2 separate regions of the Homo sapiens genome follow, and region 2 is linked to region 1. A link is an interaction called in ENCODE POLR2A ChIA-PET data of the cell type or tissue named here. Cell type or tissue: PC-3. All regions are shown on one strand. Each heading gives the region's core, and the rest is flanking DNA. Links, peaks and the distances in the headings are about the cores only. Region 1 overlaps SIX4 (SIX homeobox 4). Region 2 holds the start of PRKCH-AS2 (PRKCH antisense RNA 2).

Region 1 (5,382 bases), core at 212-5,211:
CTGGCTGATAGAGTGCATAGATAGGCTTACACCAAAAATCCCACAGCCAGCAGCATGGGTTGGGTTTTGCAGGGAGTCATTTACCCCTGTTTTGATCTTCAGGGATCATTAGAGGGTCATTTGCAGCATTTTCAAGCATTGGTTTATGTAAGAGGGAAATTCTGCCACATGACTCCAAGGGTTCTGAGTCTGGCCCTTGGTATGGCAAAAGACATTTGCAATTCTGTGCAAGGAGATCATGGGGTTTATCTTACTCCATTCACATATACATGGGCTGCATACCAACTGGCCCTTATTCAACTGAAAGAATAGAAAAGAACAATAAGTTCTTTATACTGTGCATTGATTCTTACCTGGTATATTGTGTAGCTACCTGAAGTAATTGTAGGGTTATAATTACATCATGGTGGGAATATGAATGGGTTTCCTAGGTAAGTCTTAAGTTTTGTGCTATCTTTTCTTTTTCATAAGGGAGAAAAGAGGAAGAACACTGAATAAAAGAGAGGCTTATTGTATTTTCGGAAAACATATAAAACATTTCCAGTTATATATATATATATAGCATATATAACTAAAAACCTCCCCATCTCTCTTGTTGGATGGGTATTTGAAAATAACAAACTCTTGATATCTGCAGCAATCAAGTGGAAAACATCATTTTTATGTAAACTACACTGCAGAGCCATGTAATTAATCTCAGTAACAGGATCAGCACACACCCAAAGAAAAAACAAGCTCTATGAGTAGTAGTAGAGTGGAAAAGAACTCTCAAACACCTGACTTTGTAAAACAAAACAAAAAACATGTAGCTTCAGCAGTTTAGGAACATTCACCAATTCTATCAAAAATGATGTAGTTCTTTATCAAAATGATGGGAGAGGAATTCTTCATAGGGTTCTTGATATATGCCTGCAAGTTCCATTTATGATAACAAAAGTTAAATCCTCTATGTCCCTTATTCAACATGCTTGATTGATTGACATGTAGAGAACTAGAGTGGGCCCTTTGTTCTGATCATAAAAAAAAAAGCAAGATGTGGCCAGGCACAGTGGCTCATGCCTATAATCCCAGCACTTTGGGAGGCCGAGGCGGGCAGATCACGAGGTCAGGAGATCAAGACCATCCTGGCTAACACGGTGAAACCCCGTCTCTACTAAAAATACAAAAATTTAGCCGGGCATGGTGGCAGGTGCCTGTAGTCCCAGCTACTCGGGAGGCTGAGGCAGGAGAATGGCGTGAACCCAGGAGGCAGAGCTTGCAGTGAGCCAAGATCGTGCCACTGCACTCCAGCCTGGGCAACAGAGCGAGACTCCATCTCAAAAAAAAAAAAAAAGCAAGATGTGCTAACATCTAACACCTTTATGTTCAACAACTTGAAGTTATCTCTGAAGAAATTATTTTCTCACTTTTTTTGCTTTTCAGAGACTAGAGAGCAACTTTACTCACTACATAAATTTATTTGCATTGTTACATCTTGTGTTCAGAGTCTTGATAAAACTATAGCCACGGCTTACAACATTATTAAACAAGCTTCTTACAGAAACCAAAAATATTTACTTTTAAAGAAGACATGATAATATAGTGCAAACAACAGTCATGTGTCAGAGTGTAACAACTGATTCAAAACCTTTAGAACTAAGTTTCAACAGGACAGAATTTTGCTCAATAGAATTTACATATTTTCTTTCCTTTAAAATGGTTTTCATAGCCTGTATAATCAATTTGACATGGTATTTATAACTTATTTTCCTTGTAATGAAAAGTATCAACAATAATTAGTTGTTTATCCATTTGTGTGATAAATGTCATATATATTATTTAGTGAAACTTAAGTTCTTCAGATTTAAAGCAATTTTGTGGTGAAATTAACCCTGTTAGATAGTAGAAAAGAACCATCAGTGCTTCTGTTGACACTTCTGTACCTTACTACCAATAAAAAGGCCACGAGGTAAAAAGGCACATAGAATTCTATAAAAAACATATTTAAATGAATCAGAGTTGCTAAATAAAGAACAAGGATGTGAAAAAAAGTACCAAAATTCCAATATTGGGAGTTAGATTTCCTGTTTCAGTGTTATTAATATTGACCTTAATAGATTCCTGGTAAAAATCATTATTTTTAAAATCCTACAAAAAGTAAAACTTTGTTGGAAACGACTATGTTCACTTCCTGTTCAAACAATAAAAATAAATTAAACAGTAAGAAAACATATTTTTCAGTTCATAGCGCCTGAAGAGAAACATATACATTAAAAATAAAATTCACTGTAATTACTCAAATCCTGCTTATAGAACTGATATATTTACATTTATACTGAAGTTTCAGAGTTTTTAGTGGAGTTCCGCACTTTCTCAGCCACACTGAGCTATTAGAAATCACATTTGGAAATGTGTTGAGACAAATGTGTTTGAGACCCAAGACTTTCTCAAAAAATGCTGAAAAAGAGGTGTGTGTGCATATATATATGCATGCTACTTAACTTTAAAAATATGTACCATTTATGTTTCTTAACCTTTTCAATGCCCATGGAGTAAAAGTAAACAAAAACAATTGTATTATTTCTAATGGTCTGCAGCTATCTTTAATTTTCTATGTTAGGTGTATACATTTTTTAATTTAAAAAACTATCAAGTTCCATTTTGACCTTAGAATTATAGAGTCAACTAAATGATTCACTTTGACTTGATACATTTCACCTTGTCCTTTGTCTCCATCTATTTAAAAGAGAAATTTATAAGTGAACAAAAAGGCTGCAATAATGCAGTTCTACTCCTGTATACTTAACTGTGATCTTCATGCAGATCAATCTAAAGTCTCTTGTATGCATATACTTGCAAAACTAGAGTGTTTTCCTTTAAATGGGAAAATGTTTTGTGTCCTTGGGGCTTCATGAAAAGATTTGCCGCTGATGCCAAAAAGAGGTGAGGAGGAAATAAAGTTCATAAGTCTTGCATATCTTCATCCAGCTGGACAGTCTGGAGCTTGGCAAGCTCTTTTTTGTCTGTTTCCAGGTCTTCACAGACAGTATCAACCATGCCATCTAAGACATACTTGGATTTAGAGTCCAGCATCATTAAGCTACTTGTTGCTTTGCTCTCAGAATTTGATAAGAAATTCTCTTTCATGTTAGCTACCGATTGCAGAACCAAACGATGTTCTTGGACAAAATCCTGATGTACTGCTGGGGAGGGGTGACCTACCTGATCTTCAGCTGTAGGAACTATTTCCCCAAGGGCAGCCTGAGTCATAGGGACTGACAATAGGTCTTGACCAGTAATAAGGGAGCAGTTCTGAAGAGTTGCATAGTTAGTGTTGCTGACAGATGTCACAGTAGATTTGCTTGCCACCGGTGCAGACATTGGTTGGCTATCGGCAATGTCGCGGTTTAGCTCAGTGGGATTTAGTAGTGTAGAGGGACTGAGAGAAAAATTGTGAGTTGGAGATACATTAACTAATGAGGAGGCCAGTGGATGCAGGCCACTCCCCGAGATGTTTTCAGAAGACAGGTTTGCATTTACTTGTGCATTCTGATTGACAGGCATCAACTGAGAAAATACCAGGCTCCTTTCCAAGCCTTCCTGTTTCACAGATCCTATAGTCTGGCCTGTATTAGGAACCGTGTATACCACTGCACTGGGAGCAAGAGAGCTCAAGAAAACCTTTCCTTGCTGGACTGTGGTAGACTCACTTGTAAATGTGCTTCCATCTGAAGTGCTTGAGCTTACTGAGATATTACCTAAAAAAAATAAAGTACTGATTATCACTGATGGAAGTGAGAGGGAAAGAAAAAAAGTTACACACACGTTTTTTTCTCAGGTACAGTATCTATAAAGAAGCAACACTTCCATACAATCATTTAGCCCAATTCTGGTTCAGAATTACCTTGGGCACCTAAAACTACAGATTCCCAGGCTCTACTCCTTGAAAGTGTAACTTAGTACATCTTAGAACATCTGTTTTTACCTCTCCAAGTAAATATATATATAGATATATTTTGTATGGAGACATCTTTTATGTTTAACCCCAACAACAACACAGCCAAAAAAACTACTTGCGTTCCTGAGTCGCAGGTGTGCCTGTGTTCCCCATCTTTCATCAGCTTCTTAGAAAACACAGTGACTTCCAAACCTTTACTTTTTATGTCTCATGACCTCGAACGGTCTTGAGGATAGAACATGTCAAAGGTTCTGTTGCTTATTATTTCTTTTTTTTTTTTTCAGATGGAGTCTCACTCTGTCACCAGGCTGGAGTGCAGTGGAGCGATCTCGGCTCATTGCAACCTCTGCCTCCTGGGTTCAAGTGATTCTCCTGCCTCAGCCTCCCAAGTAGCTGTGACTATAGGCATGCGCCACCACATCCAGCTAATTTTTGTATTTTTAGTAGAGACGGGGTTTCACCATGTTGGCCAGGATAGTCTCAATCTCTTGACCTTGTGATCCACCCACCTCGGCCTCCCAAATTGCTGGGATTACAGGCGTGAGCCACAGCACCCGGGCCCTTTCTTTAAAAAAAAAAAAAAAAAAAAATTAGATTCAGGGGGCATGTGCGCATGTTTGTTACACGGGTATATTGAGTAATGGTGGGGACTGGGCTTCTAGAGTACCCACCTTCCCAAGTAATTCTGATGACCAAGGGGGATTGAGAACTACTAGTTAGAAGCCAAGTGTGAAAAAAAAAAAATCTTTTCCAAGTTCTGATTCAGTCAAGTTTCTGTTTCTTCACTAGTAACTTGACATCTCTCAATTAGTTGATAGTTATTGCTAGCTCTGCCAGTTAGAATTAGAAAACACAAATGCACCTTCATTCAGGACTGACTGCTCAGTAACTGACATAAAATATAAATAAATGGCAATGCAGAACTTACCACATAAAATGAGTTACCCTGGGGCTTAAAACTTAACCATATAAACCTGTATAGACAAGTTGCAAACTTTCACCAAACTAGCCATAAAGTAATAAGTCAACAAAACATTCAAAAGCTTTTTTGCCTTTTGTTGTGCCAGTTCTGAATTTTCAGTGTTGTAGTAATAGGAACAATTAATGGTAATAAGAAATGTGCTTTTTAAAATACAGATTAACATAAAGGATCAGAGCTAATGCTTCTCTAAAAGGTTTGTATCTTTTGAGACTCTTACTATAATGGTCTATAGAGACCAGAAGTAGAAAAAAAAATGTTAAGTAGAAAGCTGAGATGTTCAAATCAGATCACTTAGACAATGTACACGAATTAGACCCCCCACTACCATCAAATAACACTCTTTTGTTCCTGATTCCTTACATAGGCATGAGATGATGGCAATTAGATAATCTAGGACCTCAAATATGGTCACTGAAGGAAAGGTAGATTTGGGGGAACTTTTGTGATAGGTGGGCTGTTTATC
Region 2 (5,382 bases), core at 292-5,291, 830 kb after region 1:
TCTGTCAGGAAAAAAAAAAAAAAAGTTTTCCAAATAGGGTTTGGTGGTATGTGCCTATAATCCCAGCTACTCAGGAGGCTGAGGCAGGAGGATCACTTGAGCTTAAGAGTTTGAGACCAGCCTGAACAACATAGGAAGATCTTATCTCAGAAATTAAAAAAAAGCAAGAAAAAGGAACATTATTTTCCAAAGACCATTCCTCCCACTGCACTACTGGAGCCTAGGACAGTGAAGGCAGAAAGAGATCTTGTTCTCTCTTACCTGGCTGTAGAGGAACAGGGAGAGCCAGATGAGCCTCAGGGTCAAGGCTGACCTCAGAGTGTAGTCTCTCAGCAGCTTTCTATCTGTGCCCCTGCCTTTTAGTAGAACAGGATGGACTTACAAGTTTGGCATTTGGGTCCCATTAGGGACATAAGCAAATAATGGAAGTATTCTGCAAAAGAATTATGCTGCCACTGTTCACAGCGGTGGGAACAGAGTGTTTAGGGACAGTCTATTCGAGCCTAGGACGGCAACAAGATGTTCACTAATACTATCATTTCTTGAGGGCTTTCTTTATGCCAGGCGCTTTACGTTAATTCTCTCATTGACTCATCATAACTTTTTAAAATATAGGAAAATCTTCATGTTAGAGTTGAGAAATCTAAGGCTCAGAGAAGTTAAGAAATTTGTCCACAGTCACACAGTAACTCAGTGGTGAAAGAATGATACAAACACAAGCAGTGACACTGCAGAGCCTGACCAGCCCTCCATGTCAGAGAAGCTGTTAGTTCTTTCAGCCTTCCCTGGCTTGCAGGAGGCCTCCCAGGACATTCCTATACAAACTTGGCCCAAATCCTTTACATGTCCCCTTAGAACTAGCGTCAGGAGGGAGCATGCCTGCTTGCTTTCCCCTGCAGCCACACCTCCTCTGTAGTCTGGGAAAAAAACTGTTAAGTGTCTCATTCTCGGGGCCAGGTGTGCCTCTGATTCCTTGAGTATCCTCTAGTTCAGTTCCACTGTAATGAGGGCCACAGCAGGAAGGGGAACATAAAATGAGTCCCTGAGTTCTTGACCCTTCTCTTTCCCCTGCTCTCCAGTCAGTTTGAGACTTACACTTGGGGTAGAATCCAGATTTTCCACCCTGGTCCCCTCACTCACTCTGTGCAGCTTATAAAGTGCTTTTCTTGGCCCTAGAAAACATTCTGCTTCCTTTAGTAAATGTGTGCAGAATATTTCATGAAGTCACATTATTTTCCTCTTTGGCCGACTTTCCCTCTTGGATCACAGTCAGGGAGAAAGTCAGCTGAGGTGAGGCAACTTTTCAGTGTGACCTTAAATGTGGATGAAAGTGATGGCCCCGAGGAGCACAATTGTTAACTTACTGGCATTTGGGTCCCATTAGGGACATAAGCAAATAATGAAAGTTTTCTGCAAAAGGATTATGCTGTCACCATTCACAGCAGTAGGAACAGAGAGTTTAGGGAAAGGCCTGTGCCCAGCCTAGGATGGCAAGCTATCCACCTCCAACTCCACACCATCTGCACCAACGTGAACTGTGAAAGATTTCAGGCCTGGGACTAATGTTAAATGTTCCCTTAACTCCTCATCTCCACATCACTGGACGGGGGTAGTGGTAGAAGGGCCACCCCACCACCACCACAACACACAAAGCTTCTACCCCCTTAGTATCACCCCGGACCCTCCTTCTCCCGGTCCTGGTTTCTGTTTCATGGTATTCATCCTCCTCTGGCCTCTTCATGGCATCCTCCAGCTGCCACTCTGGCTGCTTCTCACCCTACACCAGGGGTCAGGAGCCATGAAAGTCCGTGAGTGATACCAGCCAGGTGGGAGGTGATAGGGAGTGGTGGGGCATGTGACTGACTGGGCATCTGGTGCCCCATGAAAAGCAGAAGCCCCTGCTCAACTCCAGGCCGTTTCTATGAGAGGAGTGCAGGCCCAGTGTTCCCGAGTATCTCATTTTCCACGAGAAGTTGGAAAACCTGACTTTTCATGTGATGTGACATTTCCTAGCGTTTAAATATTTGAGAAGTAATTAAAATTATTTCAAAACACACTAGGTAGGCCAAATAAAATGTGTCTGAGACCTAGGGCTGGTATCAGTTCTAGTCTGTCTCTGTCACTTTCCACAATCTAACCTGCCCTCCCAGCTTCAGTGGTTACTCAAATTTCAATGTCTCTGAGCGTTAGATGGCCAGCCCTGGCCTGCACCCCAGATTTACCCTAGAATTCATCTGCATGTGGGTGCCCACACACCTCCAATGCAAAGCGGAGCCCATCAGCCTCCCAGATTTGGCAGACTGTAGGATCTCAGTAAGTGTGAGCTATTTTTGTCTTTGTTCCACTAACAAAAATACTACTACTACTAACACTGCTACTAATACTCATGCTACAAAGAATAATCTCTTGCCCCTCTTTTGTTCCATTTCTGTTACTCAACACCACTGCCCCATCAGGCAGCCAGGGAGGACCCTGTGATCTTGGACTCTTCACTCCCATTCCCGGCAGTTAGTGGATTGTGTTTATTCTTCCACGGCCCTCTAGAATGTGCTTCCAACTCTTCCTTCCAATTAACTAGAAACTCTCCTAGTTGCTGAACTTGTCATGTGTTCTCAGCTATTGTCTCAGCCTCTAACTGCTCACCACCAGGCGCTACCTCTGCATTTAAGATTTATTCATCACGCTGTGGCTAGTGTCATCCCCTAAATTGCCGTGCAGCTCTCATCACTCACCTCGGATGGATCCCACCGGCTGCCCCCGCAGTTCCTCAGCCATCCCTGCATGCCAGCTGTACCAGGCACTTGTATGCCTCTGCATTTGTGCTGGCTGTGTCCTCAGGCGCATTTTCTTCCTTCATGCCTACTATGTTAATTCTGTTCGTCCTCATCTCTGGTCAAATGCCACCTCTTCCACGAGGCTGTCACTTGCCTTCCCACCACCAGCCCCAGTGTTATTTGCCCCGTGCCTCTTCCAAGCTCTCACAGCACTTGATCTAAGTCTCTTTTCATTTCATCCGGCTGTGTATTATGAAGTTTGCTTGATTCTTCCCCCTTCTCTTGATTAGCTCCTGGATGAAGAGACACTGTCTTTGTCATCTGCGTATCCCCAAGAAACCCCTAGTGTGCTGCCTTACATGTAGTAGACACCTTGAAAACCTTTGTCAATTGAATCAAAGTTTGTTTGTGTGTGTGTGTGTTTTGTTTTTTCTTTTGGTTTGTTTTTTTTGTAAGTTGAGGATGGCTGCATCTAAAGGGCTCAGGCCAAGGTATTAAAAACAAAACTGCTTGGTTATTCAAAAGGATTTATCAGAACCCCAAGAGGCTAAGTATCAAGCTAGTGAAAGGGTTATTCTGCCTGTCCCCAATTCCAAGGGTGCAGTTTTTAGAGGACGGACGGTCGTGTTTGGTCTACTTGTCGTCAGGCAAGGCCTCTTCCACAGTGCCCCATGGAAGCTTGGGTTCAGTGCCAGGGGCAGGGAGGAATGGGCAAGCCTCTTGGACACTGGGGCTTCAGCCACCCTGGCATATAGAGTCCTGCACTGTTTGTCTTGCCCAGAAGAACAGGCTGTACCCACCCATTCACAAGATGTCCTCTCTCACATCATTGGCAGGCCTGGGAATTTCCCACAGGCCATCTGGGTGTGTTCTGCCGTCCTGTCTCCCAAGTTTTTTGCAGCATTGTTTCTTGTTAATTAGCTCTTAGAATAGCAACTGCTCTTCCATCAGGAATTGTATCCCGTTGACTTTCCTAAGGCAAGAATCTACTCATTTCTTTTTTGTAAGCATTTTCTCCCTTCCTGCCTGCATTGCACAGGCTTACTTAGTGAGAGCCCAAGCAGTGTGAACTAACTCCTAGCTCTTACAGAACTGAGTTACTTATAATATGCATCTCCTGAATCCTGGGTGACCACTGTAAGTGCCTGAAGTGGCAGCTGCTCTGACTGGGCCTGTGCAGCTCTGAATGCTGCATTTACTTTTGGGTCCTGCCTCCAACCCAGAACCACCTGTGGCCTTTAATTCCTGTTACTAGGAGAGAGGAGAAGCGATTAAACCCTGTCAGTATATTCATTTATTAGCTGCCCTTTGAAGCTTTTTTGAAAGCATTTTACAAGGTATATCCCGTCAGGTTGCTTAGGAACTTTTGCAGCCTCCTTCTTCAACATTATCATTTTCATTTGAATCAACACTGGCAGCTTGACACCTCTGGACACCTGGCATGGCAGTGGGAGGTACCTCCAAACACTGTCTTTCCGTGTCTGCACCTTCAACAAGATTTTCTCTGTAAATTCAGCTCCAAAACAATTTTTATAAACACAGCATTACTTTTGTGTTGTTCACAAATCAGATTTGGAAAGAGGTGCTTGGGGACTGTCATGAGTCTATTTAAAGATAACCTGATTTAAATAAAAACAAAAACAAAACTTTTTATCCAAGGCAATTTTCTTTCAATATGGGAAATTAAATTAGCTTCAGTGTCTTTGAAATTGAGAACCACACTCCGGCCATGAAAAGTGAATTATCCTGTACTAATCCTTGCTCAGGAAGTGATCAAAACACCTTTCCTGGCTATTTTGTGAAAGCAGATTTAGCCCAGCATATTTTGATAGGAGCCCAGCACTAAGGAAGTTTCCCAACTGATGGAAATACAGAGAATCTCTATGCACACATCGCTTAGCTGTGTGGCAGCGCTCGTTTTAGTTTTTGGTCTATGGAGCAATGGAATCTCAGTCATTGAACCTACTTCGAAACAGCAGTGGTGGGGGGAACATCTTGAAGAAAAGCCTTTCATCTAGAGCTATGATATCTTCGCTGCATAAAGAAAAGTGGCCAACTTTGTTTTTTCTAGAGCCAGGACACAGACCTTTTCAGTATGTCACCTTTGCTGCTTCTTCACACAGATCTTCAAAAATAACGACTCTCTCTCCTCTCTGTGGTCTCGTCAGAGAGCAGGAATCCTGGCCAGCTGGTCAGGTCACTCAGAAAAATGGCACAGCTGTTTCTGAAAGTAGCCCCATTCATAAGATGTCTGCTGCCCACAACTGCAGTGTTGGGGAAAGGCACACTGTTATAAAGAGCTTCTTTTCTTTAAAGAGGAAAGAAAAATACATGGTGTTTACAGAAAAGAAAACTGGACCCTCCTGCTTTCTTTTAGTGGCCATGTCTGAAATGGAAGTGGGAAAAGCCATAAATCCACACAGGCAATCGCGCCTTTAAGGCATGATTCATACTGACTGTGCTGCCTGTGATGGAAAACCCAGCTAGTTAAGCAAGACCTGCCAGAAAGTCTCGCACAGCTCCTCTGCCATGGCTGATGCCTGCTGTCTTGTGACGTGCTGGTTGTATGTGAATGAATGATTGACACTTTCTCTCTCTCTCACTCAGT

What was found. ChIA-PET counts read pairs that join two places held together with the same protein. Peaks named below come from ENCODE experiments on the same cell type or tissue, not always from the same donor. Only the 100,000 strongest peaks of a DNase experiment are listed, where the experiment ranks them.
Region 2: POLR2A ChIA-PET joins it to region 1 with 5 read pairs; 2 of 35 experiments call an interaction of 5 or more read pairs at or near these places.

Annotation. Positions count from the first base shown.
Region 1 is chr14:60,710,467-60,715,848 of GRCh38, forward strand. It overlaps SIX4 (SIX homeobox 4), which reads right to left. Exons shown (of 3, transcript NM_017420.5): 3 at 1-3,737. The coding sequence ends at 2,941. Among named protein-coding and RNA genes, the nearest start is that of SIX4, 11 kb to the right of the region's middle. In PC-3, for the core only: no CTCF peak of the experiment used is centred there; no DNase peak of the experiment used is centred there.
Region 2 is chr14:61,542,362-61,547,743 of GRCh38, forward strand. PRKCH (protein kinase C eta) reads left to right here. Exons shown (of 14, transcript NM_006255.5): 13 at 5,382. It overlaps PRKCH-AS2 (PRKCH antisense RNA 2), which reads right to left and starts at 3,123. Exons shown (of 3, transcript NR_188139.1): 1 at 2,733-3,123; 2 at 262-356. In PC-3, for the core only: no CTCF peak of the experiment used is centred there; DNase peaks (open chromatin) are centred at 4,960 and 5,260; H3K4me3 peaks cover 263 bases; H3K27ac peaks cover 1,433 bases.